2 separate regions of the Homo sapiens genome follow, and region 1 is linked to region 2. Evidence: read pairs that join two places in POLR2A ChIA-PET (ENCODE). Cell type or tissue: CD4-positive, alpha-beta T cell. All regions are shown on one strand. Each heading gives the region's core, and the rest is flanking DNA. Links, peaks and the distances in the headings are about the cores only.

Region 1 (5,507 bases), core at 245-5,244, 56 kb after region 2:
TAAATGGGTGAACTTTATGCTATGTAAATGAAATGTCAATAAGGCTGTTTATAAAATTATCAGAACAATGTTCAAGCCTTAAAGTTAGTGACTGACCACTGAGTATGCAAAATGAAGACTCTATAATATTAATAAAGTGTCCAAGTAACAATTAATCAAAGGCACTAGGTAGCTCTTAACCCATTTATAAATAGGATCGATTTGTGGTGGAAGTAAAGAAACAGAGGCAAGCCAAGTAGAAGACAACAGGAAGATTTCCTAAATTGGCCTAAGTAGGTTAATTTTCTGATGACCATGGAACCTTTAGTGGCCCAAGCAACATTCAGATGAATTTTGAAAGACTAGGATTCTTTTAGCATTTTAGGTCATCCTTTATAAGAATGCACGAGCTATAATGTGATATGGAGAATCAAGCACACAGGAGAAAGCACTCTCACATCTATTTTTATGATAAGCTCCCTTTCCTTTTTTCCCCCTTTGGCGGTCCCTACTATATCAGTGGCGAAATTATGTCCTGGCTAAAATAAGCACACCAGTATTTAATACTTGACCCAATACCACAACAGGATATTTCCAGATGTAAGTCTCCGCTGCAGCCCAATCTATTTTCTAGTATGTTTCTCTTTCATTTTGTTCATTCATTCAACCAGTATTTATTAGGGGTCTACTAAATGCGAATTACTCTTTCACAATCCTCATTTTCTTCCATATTCTATTACTTTGTTTCTTTCTCCCATGGCCAAATTACCTCTCCTGTATCTACTGAGACCTAGAAGTATAAAGTAATGGCCAGTTTTGTTGGATGTCTTTTGTGCCTTCCTGGGATTTTTTTTTTTTTTTTTTTTTGAGACGGAGTCTTGCTCTGTCACCCAGGCTGGAGTGCAGTGGTGCAATCTCGGCTCACTGCAACCTCCGCCTCCCGGGTTCAAGCGATTCTCCTGCCTCAGCCTCCTGAGTAGCTGGGACTACAGGCGCATGCCACCGTGCCTGGCTAATTTTTTTTATTTTTAGTATAGACAGTGTTTCACCATGTTGGCCAGGATGGTCTCAATCTCCTGACCTTGTGATCTGCCCACCTTGGCCTCCCAAAGCGCTGGGATTACAGGTGTGAGCCACCGTGCCTGGGCCTTCCTAGCATTTTTTAAAAGCGATGTAACTTGGCAGGTGTTAAGCTGGTTTCAGTAATCTTAGCATCTATTTCCTTTTCCCCAGTGATTTTCAAGTAGCTAAATTAGCTGCCTGCCGGGTCCAGGTTTTTGAAGTTGTTATGTTACTTAGTACCACCTCAACAGATAAGTTCAATGTTCCAGTGTTATAAAATAAAGCTCGTTACACTGTTTGTCTTTTTATTCTACATACTTTCCCTCCTTTTTTTTTTCAGTGTCGGGGCGGAGACTATACTGCATGGTATTATTTCTATCAAACATCCACAATGTAGCTAGACATATAAAGGATCCAAGGAGACAGATACTCCATCTTGCTCTAAATAGAGGTATTAGGAAAGATCAGAAGCATCAAATTTTCATTTTCTTTACATTAAAACAATGTAAGAAGATATTCTGGAATTGACTAAAAACCAACCCATGCCACCTAATACCAGTCAAAATGAGTATTACACACGAAAAGTGACTCATCAGAAATTAAAAATACATTCTAATTTGGAAGCAGATAACTGCAGGCAAAATCATTTCTCATCTGTAAAATTATATTTGCATTGGATTAAAAAAAGCTTTACTGTGAGGTTAAGATTATTCATAATATTTTTATTAAGCTAGAATTGGGCAGAACACCATAATAAGTCAGCCAAAAGTAAGGGCAGGGAGCAGACAGCAGTTCAACCCAAAGGATGGTTATATTACTGTTCCCACCTCAGAACCAGGCTCTTCGACAAAATCAGCACCACAAAGCAACAGATCTCTAACCCAAGGTATCTCAATCCTGGGTGCACAGTAGAATCAACTAGGAAGCTTTTAAAACATGTTAATGCCTACAGTTGGCCCCCGGCTAACTGAATCAGAGTTCACTGCTTACTAAATTCTCAGCTTATGTGTAGAGCTTATATTTGCAATAAAATAAAACTTATAATAAAGTTAAGACAACACATTTGATACTTGGCCATATCATTATTGTATTAGGTGCTAATTTAAAAAATGATTAGATGGCATTTTCATAAAAAAGCTAACTGACTCTCCAACATTTTCTAACTTTAGTAAGAGTGAAAAAATATCCAATTCTTTCCCTGCTTCCAAAGAGCATATGGTATACTCTGATGAGGCTCACACAGGGTAGGAAAGATGGCTCTGTTAAGAACGGGCTCAGGTGAGCACCAGCTCTCTAAGGAACAATCTGAAAGCACAGAAGAACAGCAGTTGGTAGGGAGCAGAAGAAACACAGATGTTACATGAGGGCGGGGACTTTTTGTTTAATCTCCAGTATATATAACATTGCTTAGCAGAGTTGATAACACAGTGATTTTTTGTTGAAAGAATAAACCAGGCATCTGAAAGAAGTAGCTACCTAAGCAGGGCTGAATTTGATGTGGTCTCGGCAAAGATGTGGACACTTCACTGGTCCGTGATTGCATTCATTACCCTGTAGATTCGGCTCCCCATTTATGCTCCAGGCATGTCTTTGAAATCACCTTCATCCTGCTTTTCCCTAACCTCTCTTACCTCAATCTCTTCCCAATCACCTCACCGGGACTGCTTCCTCTAAAGTCAATAATGATTTCCTGATTGACAAATTCAGGGCCTTTGACCATAACTTTTTACAAGAGCTTCATAACTGCATTTAGTGTTATTGACTACTTCCTCACACCCCTTTTCTTCCTTAACTTCCTTGACACTGTTTCATTTTCCTGCTTCTCTTCCAATCTCTCTGACAACTTGTTTATTTGCTGATTTATACCTCCTTTACTTTCTGTGAGAATTTGCACATGGCTTGGTTCCTGCCCCCTTAATCCTCTGTATTGATTTTTGCTTTCTTCCTCAGAGAACTCATCCAGCCCCATGGCCTCAGCTCTGAGCTTTATGTTGATGGATTGTAAATCTATCATCAATAATCTGTTCTCCATGCTCCATCTTAGATCTCCAACAACAACTTGTACATTGTTCATCTCATACTCAACAAATCCAAAATAATTCACAATCTTTAAAAAAACCAAAAAAAAAAAAAAACCAAAAAACAAAAACTAGGCTCTCATTTTCTAGGAACTGAATTGTGTTCCTTTCAAATTCTATATGTTGAAGCCCTAACCTCCAACGTGACTGTACTTGGAGACAGACCTTTATGGAAGTAATTTAGTTAAATGAAATCATAAGGTTGGGCCCTGAGATGACGGGATTGGTATTCTTAAAAGATCTGTATGCCATGTGAGGTCAGAGAGAAAATGTAGCCATCTGCAAGTGAAAAAGAGGGTCCTCAACAGAAATGGAAGAGGTCAGTGCCTTGATCTCAGGCTTACGGCCTCTAGAACCACCAAAAAATAAATTTCTATGTTTAGGTCACCAAGTCTATGGTATTTGTTTGGCAGCCTGTGCGGACTAACACAGAATTCCAATTTCCTTGTTTCTTTTACTGTACCCGTTTCTGTTAGCAACTCAAGCTTAACATCGTGATGTCTTTCACCTTCATTTTTCACTCCTAAGTGTCATGAAATTTTCCCTACATTTTATCTCTGTATTTATTTACTTATTTCCATGGTTCATGCTACTACACTAATCCAAGTATTCGCCACTCAAATGTGGACTGCTTCAGTAGTCTCCTAGCAGAGTTCTGCTGGAATGGCTTAATGAGCTCCCACTGGACCAGCTGTCTCAGAAACATTAACCATAAACATTAAACACATTTTAAAAAAATTAACTGAAAACACTGAAATGTGAAAAACAGAATGCAGGTTTTGAAAAGAAGCCTACACTTAGAACAAGAGGAAGACACTGGGCCTTTGATGAGGTTCCCTTTTCATGGCTTTTGGCCTGAAGGCAGGCCTCATGCTGTGCTGCCAAAACTCTAATAGAAAAACCTGTAGTATTTCTGGACTCAAAGACTTGGGGGCAGGATTTCGGGCAACCCATTATGTGGAAAAGGAGAGGAAAACCCCAGAAAAGAATGAGCTAATGAGGGAAAACTCCACAATCTGTGTATAAACTGTTCAAATCTCTGGATGATCCTGAACTACACATGTGCATAACTGGACTAAAGATAAAAGAACTCAACAGATTTTAACTGACACCAGGAGACTGAGTTTTCCACGTGAGTCCAACCAATTTTGCGGTTTCCTAGAACAAAATGTCAACGCTCTTTGGGCGAACACAACAGATTCAAGAGACTCCACACTGTAACATTCATATTTAATCCAAAATTATGTAACGTACAAAAAAAAAACCCAGAAAATGTAATCCATCCTCAAGAGTAAAGATAATCATTAGAATGTGATGCTAAGATGAACCAGATGTCGGCAAGGATTTTAAAGCGGCCATTCTAACAATGTTCAGTGAATTAAAGGCATATAGGCCAGAATGACTGAAATGATAGGAAAATTTAGCAAAGAAATAGAAATTGTTTAAAAGAAACAAATAGAAATTTAGAAGAAAAAAATACAAAATTTGAAATTAAAAATTGTACTAGATAGGATTAATAGCAGAATGGAGATTTAGGAGGAAATAGTCATTGAATTTGAAGACAGATCAACAGAAATGATCCAATCTGAAAAACACTGGGAAAAGAGATTAAAAAAAAATAAGAAAAGTAGCTCATTTTTTCTAATTGCAGCTCCTCACAATTTATCCCCCTATATAGCCATAAACCCTTCTCCTCTGTGATCCATCATCCAATTTTACATAAACACCGATTTAATCATGTCGGTCAGTGGAGGGGCCAGGTAGAGCTGGCCAATGGCTTCCAGGGCTACTTTTGGAACCAAGACATAGTTGAAGGTCCAAGCAAAATAAGGCAATCTTGCTTGACACTATAATCATGTCCAATTTCAAACACTATTTCTGGTACTGAAACACCACTGGGAACCAATGTAGAATTTAACTTCAAATTTAAAAGTCCCATAGTTTAAAGACCAAGTATATAGAAGACCTGCAAGTCCACATTCAATACTTGACCATACTAGATATCTGCCTTTTGCATGATTTCACATTTTCCAACTGTCATATGCATGATAATCTTCCTGTTTGCCGACAATGTAACCCATATATATATTGAGTGACATGGGTGATTCAGGATTCTTCTACCCCCAACAATTAGACACCGTGAGAGTTTACTATGCAGTGAGAGTTTACTATGTCAGTCTCTTTGACCAATTAACATCTTCAGTATGTGGTCTCCCTGAGAGGAGAGTTACTGCTTCCTATTTCTGAGGACAACTGTGAGCCAGGCCCATCCCTTAATTATCATCCCTTTGGGTTCCTGGGGCTCCCCAGGAAGAGGAAAATAACTATGATTTGTTGACATGTTTGGATATAAACATTCGCATTTGGAAGGAAAACTGAGTCTGTTCT
Region 2 (5,256 bases), core at 257-5,256:
TCCCAGGCAAAGGGAGGTGGCTGAAATGTCTTTAGAACACGAGGCTCTGTTTCCCGAGGCATACTGTGCACATTTAAACCTACTCTTCCTTACTCTTGGCACTGAACCACCTACTGGAGCCAGAGTCTATTTGCATTTATTTTAGCCTATGTCATAACATGTTAAAACAAAAACCTGGAGTCACTTTTCTTTGCAATTCAAGGAATGCAGTACAAATTTGCTCAAATGAAGCTGCTTTCTTTATTCCTTTTGGATTAAAATCATAGGAGGTGGCATGCTGTGTGGCAGATAACATCAGTTAGCGAGGAAGACTCAGCAAAAGGAAGGAAAGTCTTAATGCGAAGGAGGCAGAGTTGGTACTAGGATTGGAAGAGTATGTATATCTAGGCCTATTTATCGTATCAGGCTTAAAGACATGCAGAGGCAACCACAGACATAAGGGCTTTGGTGTTTTTAGTCATTTCCTTAGAATGGGTTAGTTATTTTTCTAAGGAACAATGTGCGGAACATTAGAAATGAATTGTGACTAATACAGCTTTTAGCAGAAAATAAAATGGAAGAGTAGGTCTGCAGTGATAGAATGAACAGTGCTGAGTGTTAATAGAACATAAACAGTAATAGGATAAAGACTATGGCTTTGGAAAAGACTAATTATATGGCATGCACTCAGGATACAAATTATAAAGTCAGCCCTATGGTATTACTGTAGTGTAGAATTGGAAATCTTACCATTTCATATAAAGCTGTCTTATAAAATATGTACAAATATTGTATTTCAAATAATAGCTAAGCTCTTTAGAATACCTGAGATTAAAAAGATGTTTTTAAGTTACTCCGTATTTTGCTACACAAAAATTCCTTAAATCTGGGCAATTCAAAAAGAAAAAGAGAATAAAAACAAACTTTCTGCTTTATGTATTTGGTTCATAATAGATATTCAATAAAATGGGATGAGGACCTGCACCTTTGAGGTTGATTGGATGAAATGTGGAAAGAGGGATAATGATGGCTTTTTAAAACATATTTGAAGATTTGAAATGTTTCATGTGGAGCAGACACTAGAATTTTTCTGTATAAGCTCAATGAGGTAGTACCAGAACCAGTGGGTGTCAACTCCAGTAAAATAGATTTTTGACTCAGCATAGTGACTTTCTAGCATTCAGAGCAATTCAAATTTTGGATTAGGCTAGTTTAAGAATAAACTTATTAGAAAACTGTAACAGAACAATAAGAAATAAATTTTTTAAAAATTTACCACTTATAACAGCCTCAGGAAACATCTGATACATAGGAATAAATTTAACAAAAGATGTGCAAGATCTCTACCTGAAAATGACAAAATATTAATGAGAGATATTAAAGAAGAGCCAAAGAAATTGAGGGATTTAGCTTCTTCATGGATTGGAAGACTCAATATTGTAAAGAAGTCATTTCTTAACCAAATTTATCTATTGGAAATTTGTCTAGTAGAAATAAGCCCTTTACAAAAGAGCCTCTCTATGTGGACAATAAACATAGGGAAAGATTATCATTAATCATGGAATGCATTTGTAACCATAATGTGATACCACTATACACCCACTAAACGGTTAAAAAGAAAAAGATAGACAATACCAAGCATTGGTGTGGAGGTGAAGCAATTGGAACTGTCATATGCTGTTGGTAGGTATTCTGCAGTTGTTTTGGAAAGCTGACAGGATTTACCAAAGCTTAATGTACACACATGCTGCGACCTCAGAGTTTCACTCTTTGGTATATGTGCAATGGAAACACATACGTACATTCAAGAAATTGTTACCAGGAAAGGGTCGCAGTCCAGACCCCAGGAGAGGATTCTTGGGTCTCGCGCAAGAAAGAATTTGGGGCAAGTCCAGAGAGTGAAGTGAGGATGCAAAAGTGTATTAGGAAAGGAAAGGAATAAAGAATGACTACTCCAAATGGTTGCCCATTTTTGTGGTTATTTCTTGATGATATGCTAAACAGGGGGTGGATTATTTGTGCCTCCCCTTTTTAGACTGTATAGGGTAACTTCCTGATGTTGACATGACAATTGTAAACTGTCCTGGCGCTGGTGAGAGTGTAGCAGTGAGGACGACCAGAGGTCACTTGGTTTTGGTGGGTTTTGTCTGGCTTCTTTACTGCAGTCTGTTTTATCAGCAAGGTCTTTATGACCTGTATCTTGTCCACATCTCCTAGCTCATCCTGTGACTTAGAATGCCTTAACCATCTGGGAATGCAGTTGTCTCAGACCCAGTAGGTATCAGCCTCATTTTACCCAGCTCCTGCTCAAGATGGAGTTGCTCTGGTTCAAACGCCTCTGACAAAATAATCTGTACAAGAATGTTTGTAATAGCACTGTTTGTAATAGCACCAAATTAAAAACAACTCAGATGCTCATTGTTCATGATCTCCAAATAAATTATAGAGTATTCACAGCCACAAAAACCATACAAGAAAGAGAAGGTAACTTCTACTACTCACAACAATGTGGATGAATCTCAGAAACATGCTGTTTAGAGAAAGAAGCCAGATACCCAAGTTTCCATTTTAAATACAATTCAAAAAAGGGTAAATGAATCTATGGTGTTAGTAGTCAAGGAAGTGGTCACCCTTGACAGATGAGGTGCGATTGGAAGGGTGTGCTGGCCACGTTTTGTTTTCAGTCAGGGTGTTGGTTACATGGGTGTGTTCACTTTGTGAAAATTCAGTGAACTTTACACTTAGTGATTTCTGTGTCTTTCTGTAGATCTTAGAGATATAAAAGCAAGGCTTTGTGATAGAATTGAGGTGTCCTTGTAACTGAGCTGGTGTGTGAGCAGAGAGGAAATGTATGGGAGGTGCCTTTCTTCTGAGGTGCTTTGAATACAGAGTTTTCAGAAAAGGTTTCTGTTCTAAAGGACCATAAGGAGACGACGATTGACAGCTCTAAGTCAAGCGTCCAGAGGACAAAAATCCTTTGCTAGAGAATGGCCGTTTTAGGAAAGCAGCCATAAAACTAGCTTTGGGTTCAGAAGCTCTAACATAAATAGAATATTCAGTAGGGTTTTTTTTTTTCTTTCAAGAGATGGGACCTTGTCTTGTTGCCCAGGCTACAGTAAGAATATTTAGTAGTTTTAATTTTGATCTGAACAAGTAAAAAATTACAAAAACATTTGCATTTCTGCTGTTTTATTTTTATTGCAATAATTTCATATCCCTGTCAAAAAATTGAATTGGCTATTTAAAAAATCAGTATGATTAGTAAATAAGAAGTTAAAAAACCAAACCAAGCCCTGAGACAAAAGGAGAGAGAAAGTATGCCAACTGTGAATACATGGTAAGCACAGGTGTTAGACGTGAGATGCAACTTGGCTGTTACCTTTACAACATCCAAAGCAGAAAGGGGAGCAAATAAACAACTTCCTAGAATAAGACTAACTTTCCTTCCCATTAAAACTTTGAGGCACGTTTCTTATCTGAAGCATTAAAGAGACAACGTTGAACAACATAATGAAGCATGTCTTTAGTAATGAGTGCTGTAGCAAATGATATCAGTTGAATTTACAGGTTGTTTTTTATAGTGACCTTCAGTAAAGACAAAGAAGAGCCTATTCAATAGTATAATGCTGAAAGGAACCAATGCTTTAACCACTCCCACCTCCAGTCTCGTTATCTGGGAGATGCACGGCATTTGGGGCTTTCTTGCTGCTTTCAGAGAGTGATTTCCCATTTGTTTTCATTGACCAGGTGCCCGGGAAGAACCCACCGTCCAGCAGGCACAGCGTCGGTCAGCTGTCTTTCTGTCCTTTAAGTCCCCAATTCCATGTCTGCCCTTGCGCTGGGAGCAGCAAAGCAAACTTCTTCCAACTGTCGCAGGAATCCCTGCCAGTAAAGTTTCCAAATGGAGCACAGACGAGGTATATTTTATTTTCTTTGCTGCCCGACACCAGATACAGGATTACTGGCTTAAGAGGTGTGGAACATTGAGCGTAGGTAGCGTTTAGTCTTTTTTTTTCTGAAAGAGAAGAAATTATTGTGAGAGAAATAACTAATGCATATGGGTTAAATGTTTTGAACCTGTAGCATTTAGATTCTGACTGTGTTTTTTAACTGGGAATTTTGATATTGCTTTTGACAGGTGTCAGAATTTATACAGAGCTTACCTGGGTGTGAAGAACATGGAAAGGTATTTAAAGATGAAGTAAGTATTCCACTAAATTGCAATATGTTACTTAATGGGATCAAAGCACTGAAATGCAGTGGAAGGTGAAATGTGTGGAATTGGCAGAGTCAAAAAGAGATGGGGTGTGTTGAAATTGACAAATTGATGTATACTAACAGGCAGTATGAATCAGTTGTATAAAAATGTCTTTGTATAAGATGAGATGCATAAGAATGTTTGTGAGTACCATTTTATGATACCCCACAGCAGTAACACTAGGCTCCTTATAAAAAGAAAACCCACAGAACTTAATAGCATGCATTTATATAGTTTATAGCACAGAGGAAGCCAAAGAAAGAAAGAAGCAACATTTTCTCTTTTTAATAAAGTGAAATTAGTTTCCATTATTTTATTTTCCAGTGTCATTCTAACAACACCATGATTGACTCCATTTGAGGTTTATAATAAGTAATATTAGCATTATGTCTAAAAAAATCCCTTAAGTCATATACATTCCTCAATAATGTTTATAATAAGATATTTATCACAGTCCACTTTTGGAAGATTATTTTATTAGTTGTTTTCAACTCCCTCTCCAAAACTTCAATATAAGGGGTGATTAAGAATGATATCACTTACAGTGAGCACTAGAATAAAAAGGAATCTGGTTTCTAACTTTTAATTCTGTAAGCGTACAGCAGGAGACCCTTTTCAGTAGAGACCTTTAAAAATAAGCCACTTGCCTGTCATCTCCTCCAAGCAAAGCAGTCAATTACCCCTCTGATTTTGGCTGTGTCTACTCCTGCCAGAAGGCAGAAAGTAGACTGAGTAATCTCAGAAGGTGCTCTCCAACATCTGCTGTCTACAGTTACACGCATACACAACTTGTTTGCCCCTATGTGTAAAGCTCAACTGTTAAGAACAGCACACTTTCCATTTCATTGCAGGAGTATAGACACAGCTAACAATCCAGCCACCAGTTGTCAGTGTTGTTATACTGTTAGGTATAATTTATGCGTTAGATGAAAGCTTGTTAAAATGCACAAGGATCTGATTTCCAACATCCTTTTTCTGATTTATGTTCTTATTGTGCAAAGGTTTTATTTTCTCTCTGT

The links. ChIA-PET counts read pairs that join two places held together with the same protein. Peaks named below come from ENCODE experiments on the same cell type or tissue, not always from the same donor. Only the 100,000 strongest peaks of a DNase experiment are listed, where the experiment ranks them.
Region 1: POLR2A ChIA-PET joins it to region 2 with 7 read pairs; 6 of 35 experiments call an interaction of 5 or more read pairs at or near these places.

Annotation. Positions count from the first base shown.
Region 1 is chr6:130,185,943-130,191,449 of GRCh38, forward strand. All of the region lies in intron 5 of SAMD3 (sterile alpha motif domain containing 3), which reads right to left. Among named protein-coding and RNA genes, the nearest start is that of SAMD3, 34 kb to the right of the region's middle. In CD4-positive, alpha-beta T cell, for the core only: no CTCF peak of the experiment used is centred there; no DNase peak of the experiment used is centred there; H3K27ac peaks cover 575 bases.
Region 2 is chr6:130,129,726-130,134,981 of GRCh38, forward strand. It overlaps L3MBTL3 (L3MBTL histone methyl-lysine binding protein 3), which reads left to right. Exons shown (of 23, transcript NM_032438.4): 21 at 3,727-3,896; 22 at 4,118-4,180. Among named protein-coding and RNA genes, the nearest start is that of SAMD3, 91 kb to the right of the region's middle. In CD4-positive, alpha-beta T cell, for the core only: a CTCF peak has its summit at 5,132; a DNase peak (open chromatin) is centred at 2,706; H3K4me3 peaks cover 1,138 bases; H3K27ac peaks cover 3,565 bases.